3 separate regions of the Homo sapiens genome follow, and all the other regions are linked to region 1. A link is a contact called in ENCODE Hi-C or POLR2A ChIA-PET data. All regions are on one chromosome and are shown on one strand. The core of a region is the stretch at or near the end of the contact, and the rest is flanking DNA. Distances in the headings are between cores, read along the strand shown.

Region 1 (4,364 bases), core at 1,124-3,623:
ATCTGGCACTTCCTCTGGATTGTGGAATGTTGAAAATTCTGTTCCAAGAGCCTTGCAGGGAAAAATATTTCCAAGATAGGAAGTTTCTCTTGGTGGCCTTGGGTGGGGGTGGACAGCTCACTCAATGGTCCCCTCCCCTGAAGATGCCTCCCACCTCCTCAAGGGACTGAATTTTCACAGAAATAAGTTTCCAACTTCAAAACAATAGGAGAGAAAGAGTGATGCCAGGGTTGTCAATACACCACCCAAATTCACTTTTCCTGCTTGAAAGCAAAAGGCGTTGATTCATTCGTATATTTACACCCTACAGTAGTTTGAGCCAGGGACAAAAGATGTGAGGGAATAGATTCACTGAAATTTTTTTTATCCACACCTGACTCTGCATGCTGAATTATGGAAATGTGGCGACTAAGAACAGCAAACATTCTCCTTCCTGTTAAGAACATCCTCCCTGGTACGCACTCGCCTGTCATCGACTCATCAAAACTGTGACTCAATTTTAAACAACAAAAAGAAATTTTTAAAGACCTTATATTCATTTGCTAGAGCTGCCATAACAAAGTACCATACTGAAGACTGGGAAGTTTAAACAATAGAAAGTGAGTTCGTCACCGTTCTGGAGGCTGGAGTCCCAGAACAAGGTGTGCCAGCAGGGCTGGTGTCTTTTGGGGGCCTCTCTCCTTGGTTTGTAGACGGCCATCTTCTTCCAGTGTCTTTACATGGTCTTTGCTCCACTTTTCTGTGTCCTAATTTCCCCTTTTTACAAGAACGCCAGTCATATTGGATTAGAGCCCATCCATATGACCTCATTTTACCTTAATTCCCTCTTGAAAGGTTCTATCTCCAAATACAGTCGCATTCTAAGGTGCTGGGGGTTAGAACTTCAACATAGGAATTTGGCCGGGGCGGGAGCAGGGGGTAGACAAGATTCAGCCCATAACAGACCCTGTTGTTTACTGGGCCTGGGACGCAGAGTCTTTGCTAGAGTCCAGTGTGAAAGCATTCTGCAGCAGCACCCACCAGGTGACAGTTCCAAATCTTGTCTTTTAGAATTTCATTTTCATGGGTGACTTCAATGCCGGCTGCAGCTACGTCCCCAAGAAGGCCTGGAAGAACATCCGCTTGAGGACTGACCCCAGGTTTGTTTGGCTGATCGGGGACCAAGAGGACACCACGGTGAAGAAGAGCACCAACTGTGCATATGACAGGTAGGAGGCCCTGCAGGGTGCTGCTGGCTCACCACAGTGCTTGGTGTGCACTAGGAAAGACGCAAGGTGGCTGGGCACTGTGGCTCACGCCAGTAGTCCTAGCACTTTGGGAGGCCTCGATGGATGGATCGCTTGAGTACAGGAGTTTGAGACCAGCCTGGGCAACATGATGAAACCCCGTCTCTACAAAAAATACAAAAATTAGCCAGGCATGGTGGCACACACCTATACTCCCAGCTACTCAGGAGGCTGAGGTGGGAGGATCGCTTGAGCCCAGAAGGTGGAGGCTGCAGTGAGCCAGGATCGCACCACTGCACTCCAGCCTGGGTAACAGAGTGAGACTTTGTCTCAAAAATAAAAAATAAAAATAAAAATAAGAAAAGCACACTGCTTGCAGAGCTGAGTCAATTAAATGTCAGGCCCCTCTACTGGGTACCACATGTAGCGTATGAACCACAGGACCCTATGCGGTGGCCCTGGGCACTGTAGCTTAGCAGAGGTAAGCACTGGCTTCGCTATCAGATAGGCCTGGATTTAAATCCTGACATTATCACTTCATATGTCTGTGACCAAGAGACAAGCTCTCTGTGTCTTTCATTTCCTCCCCTGTAAAATGGAAGTTATCCTAGTGCCTCACTCATGAAGATCCGATGTGGAGTAAATGAAATAACATGTCAGGCTGCTAGCACAATGCCTGGCATACGGCAAGTGCTCATTACATTCATGGGCTGATCATTGTTCCATCACAAAGACTTACCGCAATTGATGCGCCCAATCCCCATCATTAGGCATTGGGTTATTACCAAGGGTTTGCTGTTATAAATACTGCTAAAATCAATATCCTCTGTGCATTTTGTGCAAGTATTTATGATTTCCTCAGGAAGCAACCCTAAAAATGAGACCAATTAGTGCAACGGTATTTATATTTTTAAAGCTTTAGCTACATATTCCTAAATGCAATGCATACATTTAAGTCCTAGCATTCCCTCGTGCTTTTTAAAGTCCCTTCAGGGATTTTCAAACAGCTTTCATCTTTGCTCCTTCAATGGGGACAGAGGGGGGAGTGCCTGAGGCGTGTGAATGTTAGTGATCTTCCATCACAGAGACCACAGGTGGGGAAACCCCTAGGAGCCTGGTCCCAGGTGGTGGCCACAGTTCCCAGAGCTCAGCCTGCCACGAGGAAGTGTGAGATGGCCATCTGCATGAGAGCCACCAGGCCACTCGTTTTCACTTCCTCTCGGAGTTTTTTTTTTTTTTTTTTTTTTTTTTAGACAGAGTCTCGCTCTGTTGCCCAGGCTGGAGTGCAGTGGTGCGATCTCGGCTCACTGCAAGCTCCGCCTCCCGGGTTCACGCCATTCTCCTGCCTCAGCCTCCCGAGTAGCTGGGACTACAGGCGCCCGCCACCACGCCTGGCTAATTTTTTTTTTTTTTTGTATTTTTAGTAGAGACAGGGTTTCACCATGTTACCCAGGATGGTCTTGATTTCTTGACCTCGTGATCCGCCCGCCTCGGCCTCCCAAAGTGCTGGGATTACAGGCGTGAGCCACCATGCCCGGCCTGTTCCTCTTGGAGCTTTTGAGGCTGGTGTTTCCTTTGCAGAAGTTATCACTCTGCAAAGTGGGAACCCAAGGCGGGGAGTTACAGGGGTCTAAGTGCCCAGACCCCCTATTTTGAAGGACTTCCAGCAAAGCCTGGACGATGGCCACTCACTCAGTTACACATGGCAGTTGTGTGCCCGTGGGTAGGTCAAGTCCCTTCTCCAGCGCCATTCTTCTCCCCTGGCAAATGAGTGGGAAGTGATTGAAAATGATACAGAAGAATCAGAAGGCAACATGGCCACAGTAGATCAGGTCAGGGGTAGAACAGGTTAGAAAAAGATGTTTACTAAAAGGATCCTGATTTTATACACATGTATCCCAAAGGATGGTGGGATTACATGTGACATTTTAAAGATTCATTTCTTATTTTGATGCTCTGAATTTTGTTTCTCATAACAACATGTATAACTCTTGTGCCTCTTTTTTTTCTTTTTTTTGAGACAGAGTCCTGCTCTGTCGCCCAGGCTGGAGTGCAGTGGCAGGATCTTGGCTCACTGCAACCTCCGCCTCCCGGGTTCAAGCGATTTTCCTGCCTCAGCCTCCCAAGTAGCTGGGATTACAGGCATACACAAACATGCCCCGCTTTTTTTTTTTTTTTTTTTTTTTTTTGTAATTTTAGTAGAGATGGGGTTTCGCCATGTTGGCCAGGCTGGTCTTGAACTCGTGACCTCAGGTGATCCGCCTGCTTTGGCCTCCCAAAGTGCTTGGATTACAGGTGTGAGCCACCATGCCCGGCCTCTTGTGGCTTTTAAAAAGTCATAGGCCAGTTGTGGTGGCATATGCTGTAATCCCAGCTACTTGGGAGGCTGAGGCAGGAGGATCACTTGAGCCCAGGAGTTCAAGGCTTTAGAGCAACATGATCACATGCCTGTGAATAGCCACGGCACTCCAGCCTGGACAACATAGTGAGACCTGTCTCAATACAATAAAATAAAAAGTAAAATTAAATAAAATAAACGGAGAAAATGAAAAGCCATAAAAATGATGTTTTAAAAATGTAATTAGACAAGATGGTCTCAGTTCCAGTCTTTGTTCCATGTTCACATATTTATCAAACACCTCTCATGTGCTGAGTGCTGGGGGAACATGCAAAGATGCCCAGGATCTGGCTGGTGCCCTGGACTGAAAACGTCACATGAACACTGGCCTGGTCCTGCACATCCCTAGAAGAAGTCAGAAATGGAAGAGCCTTTAACATGTCATTCTTTGCTTTCTGAGTCTTAAAGAAAGCTTTCACAAATGTCTAACTTGATGCGAAGAATTTACATTTGGGTTGAATTAAAAGCCGTAGCCCGGGCCGGGCGTGGTGGCTCACACCTGTAATCCCAGCACTTTGGGAGGCTGCGGCCGGTGGATCACGAGGTCAGGAGATCGAGACCATCCTGGCTAACACAGTGAAACCCCGTCTCTACTAAAAAATACAAAAAAAATTAGCCAGGCGTGGTGCCGGGCACCTGTAGTCCCAGCTACTCGGGAGGCTGAGGCAGGAGAATGGCATGAACCCAGGAGGCAGAGCTTGCAGTGAGCCGAGATTGCGCCACTGCACTCTAGCCTGGGT
Region 2 (4,299 bases), core at 1,790-4,289, 160 kb after region 1:
ACCTGTAATCCCAGCTACTCGGGAGGCTGAGGCAGGAGAATCGCTTGAACACAGGAGGCAAATGCTGCAATGAGCCGAGATCATGCCATTGCACTCTAGCCTGGGCAACAAGAGCGAAACTCTGTCATAAAAACAAACAAACAAACAAACAAACAAACAATAAGAACAGGCCTCAGGCTCAAAGTCTTCAAAAAACTTTTCAAGAATTTAGTAACACGTTGTTTTCATTGATTTTATTTATTTTTTAATTTTTTCTTATGCTATCTCCTCTAACTTATTTTTTCAAAGCCTAGTTACCTGTTCTTTCTGGCAAGTGATCGTGGTTTTCATTTAAGATCATGTTCTCTAGTTTCCTTTTACGAGTAAAGTAGTATAAAGATGAGTAGATATGAAGAAAAAAAACATTCACAAAATAATACTGGCACCTGGAGTAGGCAGAAACCATGCCAGTGATCTAAAAAAGCCAGAGGGCAGAGAGGCTGGTCTGGTGGAGGGCCAGGGTCATAAACAGAATCATGGCCATTTTACAAGGATTCTAATTTGTGTGCACAGTGCTGTGGGAATGCAAGGGAAAAAATGAATAATTCTACCTGGGGGCTTTCGAGAGGACTTCACGAGGGAAATCATCTGAATTGGTTCCTGAACTACAAGAAAAAAAATGAGTGGTCAAGAGGAGGCAGCGGGAGGCAAGGGTGAAGGAACCTCCCCATTCATTACAAGGGGCTTTAGCTGGCTGATATGAAGGTTGAAGCCAATGCTAGCAGCCCACTGAGGACAACTTGCATTGCAGGCTAAAATGACTCTGATGTCGGCCAGGCGTGGTGGCTTACGCCTATAATCCTAGCACTTTGGGAGGCCAAAGCGAGCGGATGGCCTGAGGTCAGGAGTTCCAGACAAGCCTGGCCAACATGGCGAAACCCCGTCTCTACTAAAAATACAAAAATCTGCTGGGTGTGGTGGTGCACTCCTGTAATCCCAGCTACCTGAGAGGCTGAGGCAGGAGAATTGCTTGAACTCTGGAGACGGAGGTTGCAGTGAGCTGAGATGGTGCCACTGCACTCCAGCCAGGGTGATAGAGCGAGACTGTCTCAAAAAAAAAAAAAAAAAAAAAAAAAAGACTCTAATGTCAAGTCTGGGCCCAGTGGGAAAGAACATCATATCAACTGACCAGCAATGTTTGTCATGAAGAGAAGAAAGTATAGCCGGGGTGCTATTTGATGACCCTGATTCTGGCTCAGTCTTCAACGTTTACAGGTGAGAAACTGAAACTGCCTTTGCAAAAATTATAGACAGTGAAAGAGGTCAGACCTAACCGACTCCATCTTGCTTCTAACCTTTAGGCTGTCCTTGTTCATTCCTGGGCATAGGCCAAACTAACCTTGGGAATGAATTTAGTTTATGGTTTCACTCTGAAAAAAAACTGCTAATAGCCCTTTCCCAAAAAGACCCTCTTCTTGCCTTGGGAGCAGTCTGCCTTTGTAGGACTAACAAATTAGCTACAAGATTAGAAATTAAGGTTTAGGGGTCAGAAACTGCAAGAGTCTGAACCTCCACAAATTGCTTCTGGAGATAACATCACTACTGTAAAACTTAACATCAGTGCTTGAGATAGTTTGCAGACCCTGCACTCCATGGATCAGCTGACACCTCCCAGAGCGGTAATCTGGCTCAACCAGTTCTGCCATCCCACCCAGGAACAGAAGACAGCAAGAAAACGTCACTTCGACCCCCTGTGACTCCATCTCCAACTTGACCAATCAGCACTCCCCACTTCCTGAGCCCCTACCTGCCGAATTATCTTTAAAAACTCTGATCCCAAATGCTCGGGAGACTGATTTCAGTAACAATAAAATTCTAGCCTCCCACACAGCTGGCTCTGGGTGACTTACTCTTTCTCCATTGCAATTCCTCTGTCTTGATAAATCAGCTCCGTCTAGGCAGCAGGCAAGGTGAACTCGTTAGGTGGTTACAAAACTGGGGTCCAAAGCCCCAGAGCTGACGAAGAGCACAGTCAGAATAAAGAAACAGGTATCCTGAGTCCACGTCCTTCTCATTCTGTGCTCTAGGGTCCTCTTTCATCTGAATCAGCAGCATTTACAGCCATGGAGTCATTATAAAGAAAAGCAAATCTGTCCTAAGTCTTGAGTCAATTAATTAAGGAGTTTAAATGTATGGGTCCAAAACAATTAAGCTTTGTGGAATAAGAGCCCGGGTGAGCTCACCAGTGAGAGAAGGATGGTCTCATTTGAAAGTACATCTCTGTAGAAAGTTAATTCCAATAAAAATCTTTCCCATGCTGCCGCCCCAGGCCGAGAATGTTGTACTGAGCCAAACTTCACACGTAGCTGACTGATCCATCCAGCAAAGAGTGGTCTCCTTTAGCTAAGGCCGTGATCAAGAGGCATTCTGTCCAACTAGGAATTCTCAAAACTTCCACTTTCCTCCTAGCAGAACCTTCCAATCTGGAATCACACTCACAATGACTGAGGCTGCTGGCTTGTCCGAAGTCCAAGCCCTATAACCACGGATCTTTTTTTAGTTTTTAATTGGGGAGAGTCACTGTGGTTGAGCTACATTTTCCTCTCCTTCAACATGGACCCTGGAAGGCAATCAAACCCCTTATTTCTCACACATTCATTATTTCTTTCAACTCTTCCTCTTAAAAAAGTTGGGGGTGGGGTACATGTTGCGTTCCCTAAACCACCATTCTGCCCCCTCTTCAGATGGAAATCCCTCAAGTCTACAGACTGAGGCTCACAAATGAAGTTACCTGATATTTTAAGAGGCATGGAAATTACACCACTTAAATTTGAAGTCAGATTTTATTTCATATCCAAGTCTAAGTAACAGCTTTTAATTACATAGACAGCTTAAAAGAAACCTCAAGCACTCTGCAATTTACGTGTATTTTGGGTTTGGTTTTGTTTTTGTTTTCCTGTTTGATCTGCCTGTGAGGTGAAGAGGTAATCTCACTTCACAGATGTGGACAAGGGGATTACCCTAAGTCACACAGCCTGTGACACCAGGGTTTCATCAAACAAAGGGGCTTTCTAAAGAATAAATGGCAACCTAGTGACACAGGAAGCCACGTGAAACACCTCCTTGAGGTCCACTCCACCAATCCTCTGCAATGTCCCCAATTTCAGGTAGAACATGTGATCTAGGACAAGCCAGTCCCAAGAGTCATTCCCAAGAGTCAAACACCCTTGCCAGTGGTGGGCTGAGATGTGAGCAGGTGACATAGGCTGGTCCAATCACAGTGAACCTCAGGGCTTTCCTGGGACTGCTGGGATCAGGGCCCGCCTTCTTCCTCTGGGAGGTGTGGGGTGTGGCTGCGGGCCTGGGACTGCTACACCCACCCGTCTGTGGAGAGACAACAGAATCAGAGAAGCAGAGCCAAGGCTCTCTGATGCCCTGGAGACTTCCAGGTCCAACTGCCTGCCTACCCCTTGACTTTTCAGTTACGAGAGCCAATGAGCTCCCTTTTTGGATAAACCAGGATTAGGTAGGTTTCCCATGACTTGGAACCATATACATCCTAATGGATACATTTATATTCAAAGTCTTTCTCTACTGCTTCCTGGCTGTGCCACAAGTTACTAAACCTCTCAGTGCCTCGGTTTCCTCATTTGTAAAATGGTGGAGTGTTAGAATGAAGTGCGATACTTGGTGTAAAAACCAACTGAGAACAGTCTCTGGCCTGTAGCAGGGATTCGCTTACCACTGCACTCCAGCCTGGGCGACTAGGGCGAAACTCTCAAAAAAAAAAAAAAATTGTCTTTAAAAAACAGAACCTTTTTGTGGCTAGGATGTGCAAGAACTGGAGCTCTCAAACACTGCTCGTGGAAATGTAAAACAATACAACCACTTTGGGAAACAGTTTGGCAGTTTCTTGAACAGTTAAACGTACACCTATGATGTATGATCCTAACATTCCACTCAGAAAAATAGAAATATACATCCATACAAAGAGTAGTAAAAGATGTTCATGATAGCTTTATTTAGAAACCACCCGGCCAGGCGTGGTGGCTCACACCTATAATCCCTGCACTTTGGGAGGCAGAGGTGAGCGGATCGCCTAAGGTCAGGAGTTCGAGACCAGCATGACCAACATGGTGAAACCCCGTCTCTACTAAAAATACAAAAATTAGCCAGGTGTGGTGGCAAATGCCTGTAATCCCAGCTACTCAGAAGGCTGAGGCAGGAGAATTGCTTGAACCCGGGAGGTGGAGGTTGCAGTGAGCCAAGATCACACCACTGCACTCCAGCCTGTTCAACAGAGTGAGACTCCGTCTCAAA
Region 3 (4,464 bases), core at 91-2,590, 210 kb after region 1:
GGTTGTGTTAATTTGCTGTGGCTACTTTAATAAAAAAAATTACCACAAATTTCATGACATAAAAGAACACAACTAGGCCAGGCGTGGTGGCTTCAACACCTATAATCCCATCACTTTGGGAGGCCAAGGCAGGTGGATCACTTGAGGCCAGGAGTTTGAGACCAGCCTGGCCAACATAGTGAAATACTAAAAAATAGAAAAATTAGCTGGGCATGGTGGTGTGCACCTGTAGTCCCAGCTACTCAGGAGGCTGAGGCACAAGAATCACTTGAACCCAGGAGGCGGAGGTTGCAGTAAGCTGAGATCACGCCACTGCACTCTAGCCTGGGTGACAGAGCAAGACTCTATCTTGACAAAAAAAAAAAAAAAAAAAAGGACACAACTGAGTCAGATGTGGAGGTGGCTTTACACCTGTAATCCCAGCACTTTAGGAGGCAAGGCAGAAGGATCCTTTGAGCTCAGGAGTTTGAGACCAGCCCTGGCACCATAGGGAGACCCCATCTATAAAAAAAAATTAGCCGGGTGTGGTGGTGTGCACCTGTGGTCCCAGCTATTCGAGAGGCTAAGGTGCGAGGATCACTTGAGCCTGGGAGGTAGTGGCTTCAGGGAGCCAAAATGGACCCACTCACTCCAGTCTGGGTGACAGAGCAAGACCCTGTCTCAAAACAAACAAACAAGAAAACACAACTGTATTCTCTTATCATTCTGGAGGCCAGAAGTCAGCAATCAGTTTCACTAGGCTAAAGTCAAGGCGTCAGCAGGGCTGGCTCCTTCTGGAGGCTCCAGGGGCTATCCTTGCCTTTACCTGCTTCCAAAAGCCACATACACCTCTTGGCTCATGGCCCTTGCTTCCATCTCCAAAGCCAGCAGGGTAGCATCTTCAAATCTCTTTCTCTCTGGTCTTCTGCTTTGTCATCCTATCTTCTTTTGTCTGAAAGACAGACAGGAGGAGGAGATCCTCTTACAGAGCCTGCTGTGATTACATGGGGCCCATCTGGATAATCCAGGATACTCTCCTCATCTCAAGGGCCCTAACTGAATCACATCTGTGAAGTCTCTTTTTTGCCATGTAAGGTCACATTTACAGGTTACAGGGATTAGGACTTGGATACCTTGAGGGGCCAATATTTTGCTTACCACAGTGGCAGAGTATGTGGGCTCTGAGCCTGGAGATGGCTCTTGAATCTGGGTAGCTCAGCCTCTAAATTGCTGTGTCACCAAGTGATTTAACCTCCCTGTGCCCCAGAGTGCAGAGATCAAGAGGTGTGGGAGCCCAGCATTTTGAGGAAATGAAAGCAATTCAGGCTGATGGAGGATGGGTGGAGTGGAAGAGGCCTTTGGCCTCAAGCCCATGCTCTGAGTCAGTTTCCACGTCTGTACAACGGAAATGATAACGGTCTCTTCTTCATAGTGCTGGCTGTCATAGGATTAAATGAGTTAAGACTTGTGAAATGCTGAGCACGATGCTTAGCACAGAGACGGTGCTCAATAAATGTTGGCAACTTGATATTGTCTTAGTTTGGGTTTCCTCAAAAGCAGACCCAAGTCCAGGATTCACATAGGAGTTATTCATTTGGGAAATGATTCCAAGAAGTGCTGGCAAGGGAGGTGGGAGGTGAGGCTGGAAAGACAGGAAGCCCACAAAAGGTGCATTCATGAGTGGGCTGCTCCTGCGAGCAGCTGGAGCTCCATCCTGCAGGGGAACCTAAGGGCCAGGTAGAGTGTACCCTCCAAGGCATCTGAAGGGCTGGGGCCTGCATTTACCAGTAGTCATTGGTTGAGGGCTTACTGAGGAGGGGCTGTTAACTCACCACCCTCCGGCCGACCATGTGTGCAAGCACAGCCAGCTCCTGTGATCAGAAAAAGTCACGGCTGCATGGCCAGATGTGGTGGCTCAGGCCTGTAATCCCAGCATTTTGGGAGGCCAAGATGGGTGGATCTCTTGAGGCCAGGAGTTTGAGACCAGCCTGGGCAACATGGTGAAACCCCCTCTCTACGAAAAATACAAAAATGAGCTGGGTGTGGTGGCGTGCTCCTGTAGTCCCAGCTACTTGGGGTGCTGAGGCAGGAGGATCGCTTGAGCCTTGGAGGTCGAGGATACAGTGAGCCATGTTCCTGCCACTGCATTCCAGCCTGGGTGACAAAGCAAGACCCTGTCTCGAGAAAGAAAGAAAAGAGAGAGAGAGAGCGAGAAAGAAAGAGAGGAGAGAAGAAAGAAAGAAGGAAGGAAGGAAGGAAAGAGAAAAAAATCAAAGAAAAGGAAAGGAAAGAAAAAAGAAAAGAAAAGAAAAAAGTCATGGCTGCTGGCGGCTAAGGTGAGTGGTGTAGGCTGAAGGGGCATGGTGGGGGGCATTGAGTGTGCTGCATACATCACACAGGACCATCCCCACCCAGGAGCCTTGATCGTTGGGACCAGGATCTGGTGACTATAAATAAAGGGACATGCGCAGAAGAGTCTGGCTCCTTCTGTCTTGGAAATGGGGCCTGAGCCTTCTGAACAGTTGGGAGAGGTTTTAAACCAGTTTCATTTCCTTTTTCCAAGATGTAGCTGTTGTCTAGGGCAGGCCGAAGTGGGGGTGTTAACAGATTTAACAGAGTCCCACTGGTCCTGGTGAGGTTTTCATGGCAGGTGGCTGGGAGGCCGGCTCTGTAGTCCAGCACCTCAGGGCCTGAGAGGAAAATGGTGTCTGTGGACAAATGCTGGGAACACCAGTCACATCTCTGCTTTGTCCAGGGAAGCAGAGGGGCCATGAAGGGCCATGGAGGGCAAGTGATGAAGGGCAGGAAGGAAGACGACCTTTTAAAAGAACACAGGCGGCTGGGCGCAGTAGCTCACGCCTATAATCCCAACACTTTGGGAGGTCGAGGCAGGCGGATCACGAGGTCAAGAGATTGCGACCATCTTGGCCAACATGGTGAAACCCCGTCTCTACTAAAAAAAAAAAAAAAAAAGTGGCCGGGCACGGTGGCTCACCCCTGTAATCCCAGCACTTTGGGAGGCCGAGATGAGCTGATCACGAGGTTAGGAGATCAAGACCATCCTGGCTAACACGGTGAAACCTCGTCTCTACTAAAAATACAAAAAAAAAAAAAATTAGCTGGGTGTAGCGGCGGGCACCTGTAGTCCCAGTTACTTGGGAGGCTGAGGCAGGAGAATGGTGTGAACCCGGGAGGCGGAGCTTGCAGTGAGCCGAGATCACACCACTGCACTCCAGCCTGGCAACAGAGTGAGACTCCATCTCAAAAAATAATAATAAATAAAAATAAATAAATAAATAAAAGAACACAGGCCAAGAGACTGTAGTCCTGGGTGGAGAGCAGGGCTGTTGTGGCTTTCTGAGATATTTTGGGCATGAATAATGCTCGGACTGTAGGGTGGACACAAAAAGGGAAGTGGGGAGAGGTCCTCAGAGACAGGGAAAGGTCAGCTACCCTGCACAGCCAAAACCTGAAGAGGCCTTACCCACGTCTCCCTGCAGCAGAGAGGCAAAGGTCGCTTCTGGTTCAGGAAACCTGCAGGGGCCCCGGGCCCACGGGAACAGGGTTGGTTTGGACATGAGGACAGAACTCTGGGGTAGTGCACCCCGCAGCCACCCTGCACCCCCAGCGCTTCCCAGTCCTCGCTCTGCTCTACACCCTGGCGGAATGCTGCTGACAGGATGTGGCCAGAGCTTAGAGCCTGAGATTTGGGACAGACCTTGACTTCATTTGAAGTTCCCAAAACATGTCTTCCTGGAGGGGCTCCTTCAACCCTGGGACCTCCCTGCCCCCATGATCAGTACACATGACTTCATCTGTCCTATGTGGTGCAGAGGAGGAGAATTCAGTGTCACCTGCCAGTCTCCCTGATCCAGGGGATCCTATGGTCAAGAGCCCATCAGCCTACGTTCTGGTCCCAGATCTGCTAGCTGTGTGATTTTTTTGTTTTGTTTTTTTTGATACAGAGTCTCACTGTGTCGCCCAGGCTGGAGTGCAGTGCAACAATCTTGGCTCACTGCAGCCTTTGCTTCCTAGGTTCAAGCGATTCTCATGCCTTATCCACTGGAGTAGCTGGGATTACAGGTGCCTGACATCGCTCCCAGCTAATTTTTTTTTTTTTTTTTTTTGAGATGGAGTTTCACTCTTATTGCCCAGGCTGGAGTGCAACGGCGTGATATCGGCTCACTGCAACCTCCACCTCCCGGGTTCAAGAAATTCTCCTGCCACAGCCTCCCAAGTAACTGGAATTACAAGCATGCGCCACCACACCCGGCTAATTTTGTATTTTTAGTAGAGATGGGGTTTCACCATGTTGGTCAGGCTGGTTTTGAACTCCTAACCTCAGGTGGTCCGCCCTCCTCGGCCTCCCAAAGTTTGGGATTACAGATGAGCCAGTGCGCCCGGCCTAGCTGTGTGCCTTTGCAAGTTATCTAACCCCTCTGAGCCTCCACCATCTTCCTCTCATTAAACGGGCTGATCATAATG

What was found. Hi-C counts contacts between places; a loop is a spot of excess contacts on that map. ChIA-PET counts read pairs that join two places held with the same protein, here RNA polymerase II (POLR2A). Pooled maps may share reads with other maps.
Region 2: a map with no recorded cell type shows a loop between it and region 1 (6-fold over the local background). The contact joins two enhancer-like sites. A Hi-C loop is called at or near these places in 4 of 37 single-sample maps with no recorded cell type and 4 of 50 pooled maps. POLR2A ChIA-PET finds 5 or more read pairs at or near these places in 3 of 52 experiments (GM12878 and activated T-cell).
Region 3: a loop to region 1 is called in a pooled map, with 3 times the contacts of the local background. The contact joins two enhancer-like sites. A Hi-C loop is called at or near these places in 1 of 168 maps with a recorded cell type or tissue (naive thymus-derived CD4-positive, alpha-beta T cell) and 2 of 50 pooled maps. POLR2A ChIA-PET finds 5 or more read pairs at or near these places in 2 of 52 experiments (CD4-positive, alpha-beta T cell and Caco-2).

What each region holds. Positions count from the first base shown.
Region 1 is chr3:58,194,665-58,199,028 of GRCh38, reverse strand. It overlaps DNASE1L3 (deoxyribonuclease 1L3), which reads left to right. Exons shown (of 8, transcript NM_004944.4): 6 at 1,051-1,208. Among named protein-coding and RNA genes, the nearest start is that of DNASE1L3, 14 kb to the left of the region's middle. RefSeq lists an enhancer at 2,280-2,459. Within about 2 kb of position 2,373, at least 3 of the 41 ENCODE cell types and tissues checked have a DNase peak (open chromatin) inside an H3K27ac peak, as active enhancers do; they include GM12878, where a contact is called at or near this core.
Region 2 is chr3:58,033,876-58,038,174 of GRCh38, reverse strand. All of the region lies in intron 1 of FLNB (filamin B), which reads right to left. Among named protein-coding and RNA genes, the nearest start is that of FLNB, 28 kb to the right of the region's middle. RefSeq lists enhancers at 1-20, 2,808-3,307. Within about 2 kb of position 3,039, at least 6 of the 41 ENCODE cell types and tissues checked have a DNase peak (open chromatin) inside an H3K27ac peak, as active enhancers do; they include GM12878, where a contact is called at or near this core.
Region 3 is chr3:57,980,812-57,985,275 of GRCh38, reverse strand. It overlaps LOC105377104 (a long non-coding RNA gene), which reads right to left. Exons shown (of 4, transcript XR_940874.3): 3 at 806-931; 4 at 1-21. Among named protein-coding and RNA genes, the nearest start is that of FLNB, 25 kb to the left of the region's middle. Within about 2 kb of position 1,340, at least 19 of the 41 ENCODE cell types and tissues checked have a DNase peak (open chromatin) inside an H3K27ac peak, as active enhancers do.